Linked DNA regions of Homo sapiens: region 1 is linked to region 2. Evidence: chromatin contacts called from ENCODE Hi-C or POLR2A ChIA-PET data. All regions are on one chromosome and are shown on one strand. Each heading gives the region's core, a stretch centred on a gene start or an enhancer-like site at or near the end of the contact. The rest is flanking DNA. Distances are from core to core; before and after follow the strand shown.

The links. A loop is a pair of places that touch in the nucleus more often than their neighbours do. ChIA-PET counts read pairs that join two places held with the same protein, here RNA polymerase II (POLR2A). Pooled maps may share reads with other maps.
Region 1: a map of CD8-positive, alpha-beta T cell shows a loop between it and region 2 (31-fold over the local background). The contact joins the promoter of RIGI here to the promoter of APTX in region 2. A Hi-C loop is called at or near these places in 1 of 168 maps with a recorded cell type or tissue (CD8-positive, alpha-beta T cell) and 12 of 50 pooled maps. POLR2A ChIA-PET finds 5 or more read pairs at or near these places in 5 of 52 experiments (BJ, H1, HEK293T and 2 more).

Annotation. Positions count from the first base shown.
Region 1 is chr9:32,523,374-32,527,742 of GRCh38, reverse strand. It overlaps RIGI (RNA sensor RIG-I), which reads left to right and starts at 1,547. Exons shown (of 18, transcript NM_014314.4): 1 at 1,547-1,682. The coding sequence starts at 1,577. RefSeq lists an enhancer at 1,397-1,646.
Region 2 is chr9:33,000,084-33,004,399 of GRCh38, reverse strand. It overlaps APTX (aprataxin), which reads left to right and starts at 2,772. Exons shown (of 8, transcript NM_001195248.2): 1 at 2,772-2,833. It overlaps LOC124902140 (a long non-coding RNA gene), which reads right to left and starts at 2,623. Exons shown (of 2, transcript XR_007061454.1): 1 at 2,341-2,623; 2 at 1,655-2,223. RefSeq lists enhancers at 2,574-2,843, 2,603-3,215, 3,216-3,827 and a silencer at 3,314-3,373.

The DNA.
Region 1 (4,369 bases), core at 298-2,797, 480 kb after region 2:
AAGACTCAATATTGTTAAGATGTCACTTCTCCCCAAGTTTATCTGTAGGTTCAATGCAATCTTGATCAAAATCCCCATAAACTTTTTTTGGGGGAAGGAAGGGGTAATTGACAAGTTGATTCTTATTTCATATGGAAATGCACAGGGATTCAAGGTTGCAGTGACCCCTGTTTGCACCACTGCACTCCAGCCTGGGAGACAGAGTGAGACCTTGTCTCAAAAAAGAAATTAAAAAAAAAAAAAAAAAAGGAATGCAAAGAATCTCAAATAGCTAATATCTTCACAGTGAAAAACAAATTTGGAGAACTTAGTAGTACTTGATTTTGAGACTTAGTTGAAATCTAAAGTAACCTAGAGACAATGGTATTGTCAAAGTAGTAGGAAGTAGAATATAACAAGAGTCAGAAATAGACACATATACATTCAATGGACTTGGTTTTTTTACAAAGGTCCCAAGGCTATCCAATGCCAAAAGGAAAAGTTTTCAACAAACGGTGCTGAAACAATTAGAAATATGGAAAAAGTGAACCTGGACCCCCCATCTCACGCCACAACAAAATTATTTTGAGATAGTAATAGACCCAGAAGTAAAGGCTAAAAATATAAATCTAAAAGGAAACAATATTTTCATGACCTTGGGGTAGGCAAAGATTTATTAAAGAGGACACAAAAAACAACAAACAGAAGAAAAACCTGAAAATTGCATCAATATAAGTGTCTGCTCCTCAAAAGACACCTTTAAGAAAATGAAATGGTAAGCCACAGACTGGAAGAAGATATTTCGAATACATATATTTAACAATTTTGTATCCTGAATAAATAACTCCTGTAAATCCATAAACCAAAAAACTCCAAAGTCAGGCAAAAGATTGGAGCAGATGCTTCACAAAAGATATATGAATGACCCAGTAAGCACATGCAAATGTGCCCACCATTAATTATATGGGAAATTAAAATTAAAACCACAATAATATACCATTTCACACCGACCAAGATGGAAGTTAAAATTAAAAAAAAAAAAGAAAGGCTGACCAATGTGTCTATCTACTGGAGCTCTCCTACTGCGGGTGGGAATGTAAACTGGATGTAATCAGTCATTTTGGACAACAGGTGGCGGTTTCCTATAAAGCTAAACATAGACTTACCCTGGCACCCAGCCGACGTGGGAGAACTGGGTACACAGGTGTACACTTTACAAAACTCATCGAATTGCACACTCAGATTGTGTGCATTTTACTGTGTCTAAACGTTAGCGCTATAAAAGCAAAACAAAATATAAGATCATAAAAATAAAAGCAATTCCTAGGGGTCCTCTCCGTTCCCGGGCTTCCTCGGTGCGGAGGGAAACGAAACTAGCCCGAGGCAAAACAGCCTCCGCGAACCCCGCCCGCCGCTAGTTGCACTTTCGATTTTCCCTTTAGTTATTAAAGTTCCTATGCAGCTCCGCCTCGCGTCCGGCCTCATTTCCTCGGAAAATCCCTGCTTTCCCCGCTCGCCACGCCCTCCTCCTACCCGGCTTTAAAGCTAGTGAGGCACAGCCTGCGGGGAACGTAGCTAGCTGCAAGCAGAGGCCGGCATGACCACCGAGCAGCGACGCAGCCTGCAAGCCTTCCAGGATTATATCCGGAAGACCCTGGACCCTACCTACATCCTGAGCTACATGGCCCCCTGGTTTAGGGAGGGTGAGTGTCTCCAGCGGCGCCTTCTCGGCGGAAAACAATTGAGGACTTGTTTTTCTCTTGCTTCGTTCCCTTCTTTTAATCAATGCAGAGAGCCTGCCAGACTCCCCAGGTTTGTGGTAAGATCTCCGCAGCATTTTAGGCTAGAGGTTGCCAGAGTTTGAGGAGCCCTCGGAGGCCTAGGTGGGGAAACTGAGTTCCAGCGAGGTGAAGTGACTTGCTTAAGGGTGCTCATCTATTTAGGTTCAAAGCTGGGGAAGAAATTTTGTTTCATTTATTTTCACTAATATTAAAGTCTACTGTGTGCTTGGCTGGGTACTGACAGAGATTGAGAAATAAGATAAGGGCTCTTCCTTAGTATACATTACAGTCCAAGGGATGGGACACAAAGGGCAGATAATTACAGTACTGAGCACAAAGTGCGGTCTGAGCTTAAAGGAAGTTGATGCTTACTCTGCCGAATCTTATTTGCACGCCTAAAGAAGTGGAAGCTGGAGAGGAGCCGGACTTTTCCAGACCGAATAGCTTTAGGCTTTAATACAGGTGTTTCCATCTAACTTCGGAGACAGGTGATCCTGGGTAATGACCATTTTGTAAATTTGTATCGAATTACTTTGTGCTGGAGATGAGCAGAGGCTTCTGGGAAAGAGGTGAAAGGAGGTGGTACTTAAAAGATATCGATGAGGCCGGGCGTGGTCCCTCACGCTGTAATCCCAGCTGTAGAGCACCCGATGCTGTTGCTGTTCGGGGTGCCACTATGTAACCCGCACGGACCTAGGGGACTGAACAAAGAGGGGCGAACGCGGGAATAAAAGACAAGAGACAAAAGAGTATATCTGGAAGAAGGGGTCAGGGGGCACCTTGCCTCTAGTGGACAAGGGCCCTGAGCTTTACACAGCCCTTCTTATTAGGCAAAAGAGATAGCGAGAAGGGGAGGTGCTTGTTGGCTGGCTGCTTGATTCACAGCAGGCTTGCAAGACTGCATTCTTTGAACAATAGGTGCTAGATTTCTCAATAAATAATTTCAAGGAGCCTGGCGCCAGGGAGTGAGGCGCTCAGCAAACCATTTGGTGGCAAGGCAGTGTGAGTTTGCCCAGGTGCTGCATTCATGATAAACAGTTTGCTGTTTGATCATATAGCCTCCAGCGGAATGCTGAGTTGGTCACATCCCAAGGGCCTTCGGCTCCCTGCAGCCAGCACTTTGGGAGGCCTAGGCGGGTGGATCACAAGGTCAGGAGTTCGAGACCAGCTTGGCCAATATGGTGAAACCCCGTCTCTACCGAAAAATACAAAATTAGCCAGGCGTAGTGGTGCACTCCTGTAGTCCCAGCTACTCAGGAGGCTGAGGAATGAAAATCGCTTGAACCAGGGAGGCAGAGGTTATGGTGAGATCGCACCACTGCACTCAGCCTGGGTGACATCGTGAGACTCTTGTCTCCAAAAAAAAAAAAAAAAAAAAAAAAAAAACCGAAAAACAAAAAAAAGTCGATGAGAGGGGGCCTGGGAATCCTAAAAGTCTCCAAGTGCCAGTCTTTCCTGATGTTATTGCAGTTTTTGGAAATGGCGTTAAGACCGGCAACTAACTTGAATGCTAATTGCTCTACAAAACTAAAAGAAAGGTTGTGGAATGGCATTCTAGTGACCAGTGTAGCTTGGCACCTGAAGAAGTACTTGGAAGAAACACTAACAACTGGTGTGAATTCCATTTTTTCATGCACTCATATATTGATTTGATACACTTTGATGGAATAAAATAAGCAACTCGTGTCAGTATTATGTTAGCATTGGAGGTAATTTACTCAGCACCTATTACCTAATAGTGTCATTGAAAGTTGAGGAAGCAATGATGAGCACAGTAGAAACTGTCCCTGCCCTAATAGTGATTAGTGTGTCTATGTGAATGCAGGTAACAAAATAGTAAATAATAAAGTGCAGCAGTGCTTTGATGGAAAAAAGCTGGGATGTCTACTAGAGTCCAAAGGGCACAGCCAAAGCTTCCCAGATATTTGGCATTTGAACTGAGGTCTAAAGAAAGAGGAAAAATTAGCTGGAAGGAGACAATAAATTGCAGTTAGAGGGCTCCTTATGTGCAAAGGTCCAAGGTGAAAGAGAAACTAGAGTGTTCCAGGTATCCAGAAAATATTAGTATGGTGGCATTGTGGAGAGAGAGGCAGGAGTTCAGAGAGATGAAACTTGACAGGCAAGCAGAAGTGGGATATGAACAGTTTTGGACTTTATCCACTGAAATGTGATAAGGAGAGGGGACCAAAATAGAATTTGCATTGTAGAAAAACGACTTTGACTTCAGTTTGAGGAATGGCTTGAATAGGTACAAGACAGGGAGAGAGAGAATGGCAGATGCAATGATGCCAGGACAGCAGAGTGGAAAAACTGGAAGCAAGGATACCAGTTAGGAAAATAGGAATCCGGAGGAATGGGGAGAAATGGATGGATTCAAGACACATTTGGAAAGTATAATCAATAGGTCTCTTGGGGAGTTGTGGTGAGGAGGTAAGGGTGAGGACAGGGTGGAAATGACTTCCAGGTCTCTGGCTTTGGTCCTTGGGTGAATAAATGGTAGTTTCTGAGATAGGAAATGTGGGAAGAGGGACAGGTTTGCAGGAGGAGGAGAAAAATTCGGATTTAGGTATGCTGGGTTTGTATGCCTTGGATACATCCATGAAGAGATG
Region 2 (4,316 bases), core at 1,523-4,022:
GGTTTTTGGTTTCATGGATGAAGTGTATAATGGTGAAGTCTGAAATTTTAGTGTACCTATCACCCGAGTAATAGTTACACCCAATATGTAGTTTTTTAAAATCTCTCATCTTCCTCCCACTCTCTCCACTTCTGAATCTCCAATGAACATTATACCACTCTGTATGCCTTTACATACCCAAAGCTTAGCTGCCAATTATAAGTGAGAACATGTGGTATTTGGTTTTCCATTCCTGAGTTACTTCACTTAGAAAAATGGCCTCCAGTTCCATTCAAGTTGCTTCAAAAGACATTATTTCATTCTTCTTTATGGCTGAGTAGTATTCTGTGGTGTATATGTACGACATTTTCTTTATGCATTCATCAGTTCATGGGCATTTAGGTTGGTTCCATGTTCTTGCAATTGCAAATTGTGAAAACAGGATCTCAAAGAGATATTTATACACTCATGTTCATAGCAGCATTATTCACAATAGCCAAATGGTGGAATATCCACGGGTGGATGAATGGATAAAGTATGGTGTGTACATGCAATGGAGTGTTATTCAGCTTTAAAAAGGAACTTTTTACACATGATACAATGTGGATGAAACTTGAGGACATTATATTAAGTGAAATAAGCCAGTCGCAAATGGGCAAATACTGTCTGATTTTACTTACATGAGGTACCTAGAGTGGTCAGACTCATGAAAACTGTAAGTAGAATGGTGGTTGCCAGGTGGGGGAGGGAAAATAGGGAGCTATTTAATCGATACGGAGTTTTTTTTTTGAGGCAGAGTCTTGCTCTATCGCCCAGGCTGGAGTGCAGTGGAGTGATCTTGGCTCACTGCAACCTCTACCTCCCGGGTTCAAGCAATTCTTCTGCTTCAGCCTCCCAAGTAGCTGGGACTACAGGCGAGTTCCGCCACGCCAGGCTGGTCTTGAACTCCTGACCTCAGGTAATCCACCTGCGTTGGCCTCCCAAAGTGCTGGGATTACAGGTGTGAGCCACCGTGCCTGGCCGAGTTTCAGTTTTTCAAGATGAAAAAGTTCTGGTGATTAGCATGGCAATATGAAGTGCCTGAAAGTCTTCACTGCCTGCCATACCTTTAGCTATACATTGTGCCATGTGATCTTGCTTTTCTGGCCACTAATACACTATAGACAATGGACTAGGCCTAACAAGCAGGACGTGGAAACTCTGCCCAATTTTGCACATTATATAGTGAATGATGTAATTAGAATGATCCAATCCAACTTTTGGATGCAAGACACACAAAGGCAGGTCAAAGAAGCACCCTTAACCGAGAGGGATGCTTAATTGAGGGAACAACAAAACTGGTCAGGTCACCAGAGTTGCCTCTTTTTATCTTGGGCAGTTGTGAACAACATTCCTCAGCTGTAAGGCCTGTGTGGCTGCTGAGATGCTGCTTGTGTTTTCCCACTTCCTTATATGACCCTAATATAAACCTGCATCTTCTCTGCTAACAAAAGCAAGCCTGTCCTCTGTGTTTCTTGGAAGATCCTCCCACCTTCTGTCTTGAAGGCTCTGATAGCTTCATCATACCATTAAGTCTCTGCTTTTCCATGGAAGGAAACAATACTCCACCTTGATGAAGAATGTGACTCCTTAAATCTCAATTTTGTTAAAGAAAAGATTATTCAATGATACTTGCTGAAGCATGGTAAGGAAGACTTTATTCAGGAACTTCATGATAGGTATATAGAGCTCACTGCAACGGGGTTTTGCAGTGGAAGAGAGATTAGGCTCAACTCCAAACAGCAGCATGGGCAAGTGGGCATTTATGGCCAAGGAGCTGTGTAGGGGTCAGTGGATGGAAAATTACTAAGAGGAAACATCGGGGTAAAGGAGTTTCTGGCTAAATATACCTAACAGGATTCTTGCTGGAGACAGGCCAAGGTAATCAGACATCATCTGGGGGATAGTGGAGAATAAGGAACCTGATCAGATATTGAGAATAACCACATAAGGCGGGGTGGTGGTGGTGGTTCTTGGTAAACTGACTTAGCCAGGGTCTGTGCTAAAACTGGATTTTACAGGGAAGTGCACAGATGGGCCTAGCAGAAAATTCAGAAACCTAATTCAACCAAAGAATTTTTGCCAGTGTGTTGTACTTGAGAAAAATTATAAACTATACTTTTACCTCCGAGATAGGGATTGTTCCTTCTGCCAAAATGCCTTTGAATAACTGCAATATGATTCTTAGGGAACTTTCTGGAATTGCTGTAAAAAATCAGTACACGCATCTTATCCCTGCATCTTGCTTTTTTTCTCCCGGATTGCCCCTCAGTTCATTTAGTGTACACAGCACTACAAAAAACAGGTTTCCCTGCCTCTTACCGCTCCATTCTTTCCTCCCTGCACAAAGGAGAAAGCGGACTGTAGTTTAAAAAGCAAGTAGCAGTGCTACAGCAGGTTGTCTGCAGCAGGAGAGATGGCCTTAAAGGTTGTGAACGTCTCCTTATGGAGTATCGAGAAGCTGCACAGCCACCTAGAAACGTCCACAGAGGGATTGGGTCTGAAATGTCACCCAATTCAGAGACTGTGAGGCAGTGACAGGCGAGTGGCCCTCAGGCAGAGAGATGCTGAGAGAGCTGGTCCCCACAGGCATAACTTCCAGGATCCTCAGTTGGACCACGGCCCAGAGAGAACCCAATTGGGGCGGACGCTTTTTGATCTGGGAAGTGGGCAAGATTCTTTCAGCCAATCCGTTAGAGAGGTGCTGGTGACGTCACTGGTCGCGATACAGCCGGCCTCTGACGTCATCCCGCAGCGCCGGAAGCGGTGAGGCACAGATGAGTAACGTGAATTTGTCCGTCTCCGACTTCTGGAGGTAAGGCGGTCGTCAGCCTATCTCTTCTGCTGGCTGGGCTCAATGCCGCGGGTGAGCGTTCGGCCGAGGCTGCTCCTACCCTTGAGTGATGTGCCTTGAATGACGCTGCTTTCATGCGCTGCTCTCACGGCTGCTTTCTCCGTCCTCCCCTGTTACTACCTTGGGCTGTTTCAGCGGGCGCTCGCGTTGGTCTTCGACCCACTTTGCGTTTGTTCACGTGTGCTCCCGACACCTGTATGTACCTTGGTCGCAACACAAGCCGAAAAAATATTAGAGAATGGGCCCTGTCCAACCAAGGAGGCGGCCCAGCTTGTCGGGAAGGGCAGCGTTTCCGCCAGAAATGCTTCGTGAAAGGCACTTGAGGGACCTTAGCAGCATCCTCAACAGGCCTTGTAGGGAATGCCAGAAGAAGCAGTCCTTGGCCGGGCGGGGTGGCTCATGCCTGTAATCCCAGCACTTTGGGAGGCCGAGGCGGGCGGATCACCTGAGGTCGGGAGTTCCAGACCAGCCTGACCGACATGGAGAAACCCCGTCTCTACTAAAAATACAAAACTAGCCAGGTGTGGTGGCGCATGCCTGTAATCCCAGCTACTCGGGAGGGTGAGGCAGGAGACGTTCTTGAACCCGGGAGGCGGAGTTTGTGGTGAGCTGAGATCGCGCCATTGCACTCCAGCCTGGGCATGCCAAGAGCGAAACTCCGTCTCAAAAAAAAAAAAAAAAAGAAAAAAAAAAAAAGCCTTTCCCCATACATACCAGTGATAGTGGCTTAACAAAGCAGGGATAAAATTTCTATTTGGAATTGCTGTGATCTAGGTTTGGAACTTTTGGGGATTGTTCATATGTGAGACAATACAGATTTGTGCTCGTTCTTCTTAGTTACACAGTTATTACTTTCTTTTTTTCTTTTTCTTTTCTTTTCTTTTTTTTTTTTTTTTTTTTTTGAGACAGAGTCTCACTCTGTTACCCAGGCTGGAGAGCAACGGCGTGATCTCGCCTCACTGCAACCTCCGTCTCCCGGGTTCAAGCTATCTCTGCCTCAGCCTCCCAAGGAGCTGGGATTACAGGCGTGTGCCACGACGCCTGGCTAATTTTTTGTATTTTTAGTAGAGATGGGGTTTCACCATGTTGGCCAGGCTGGTCTCAAACTCCTGACCTCAGGTGATTCGCCCCCCTCGGCCTCCCAAAGTGTTGGGATTACAGGCGTGAGCCACTGTGCCCAGCCGCAGTTATTGCTTTCAAATGATCTTTTTATATGTCCACAGCTCCTGCTTGCCCTACCTTCGCTATTAACAAGAGTGATAATAGTGTTGAATGCTTTTTATCAGACACTGAGCTTTACATACTTTGTCCTTTAGCTCTTGTGACAACCCCATGGTGTAGAGCAATTGTTAATACCGCTTGACACTTGAGGGAATGAAGGCTTGGAGAGGTTAAATAACTTGCCTCAAGTCACACAGCGAGTAGGTGGTAGAACCAATGTTTG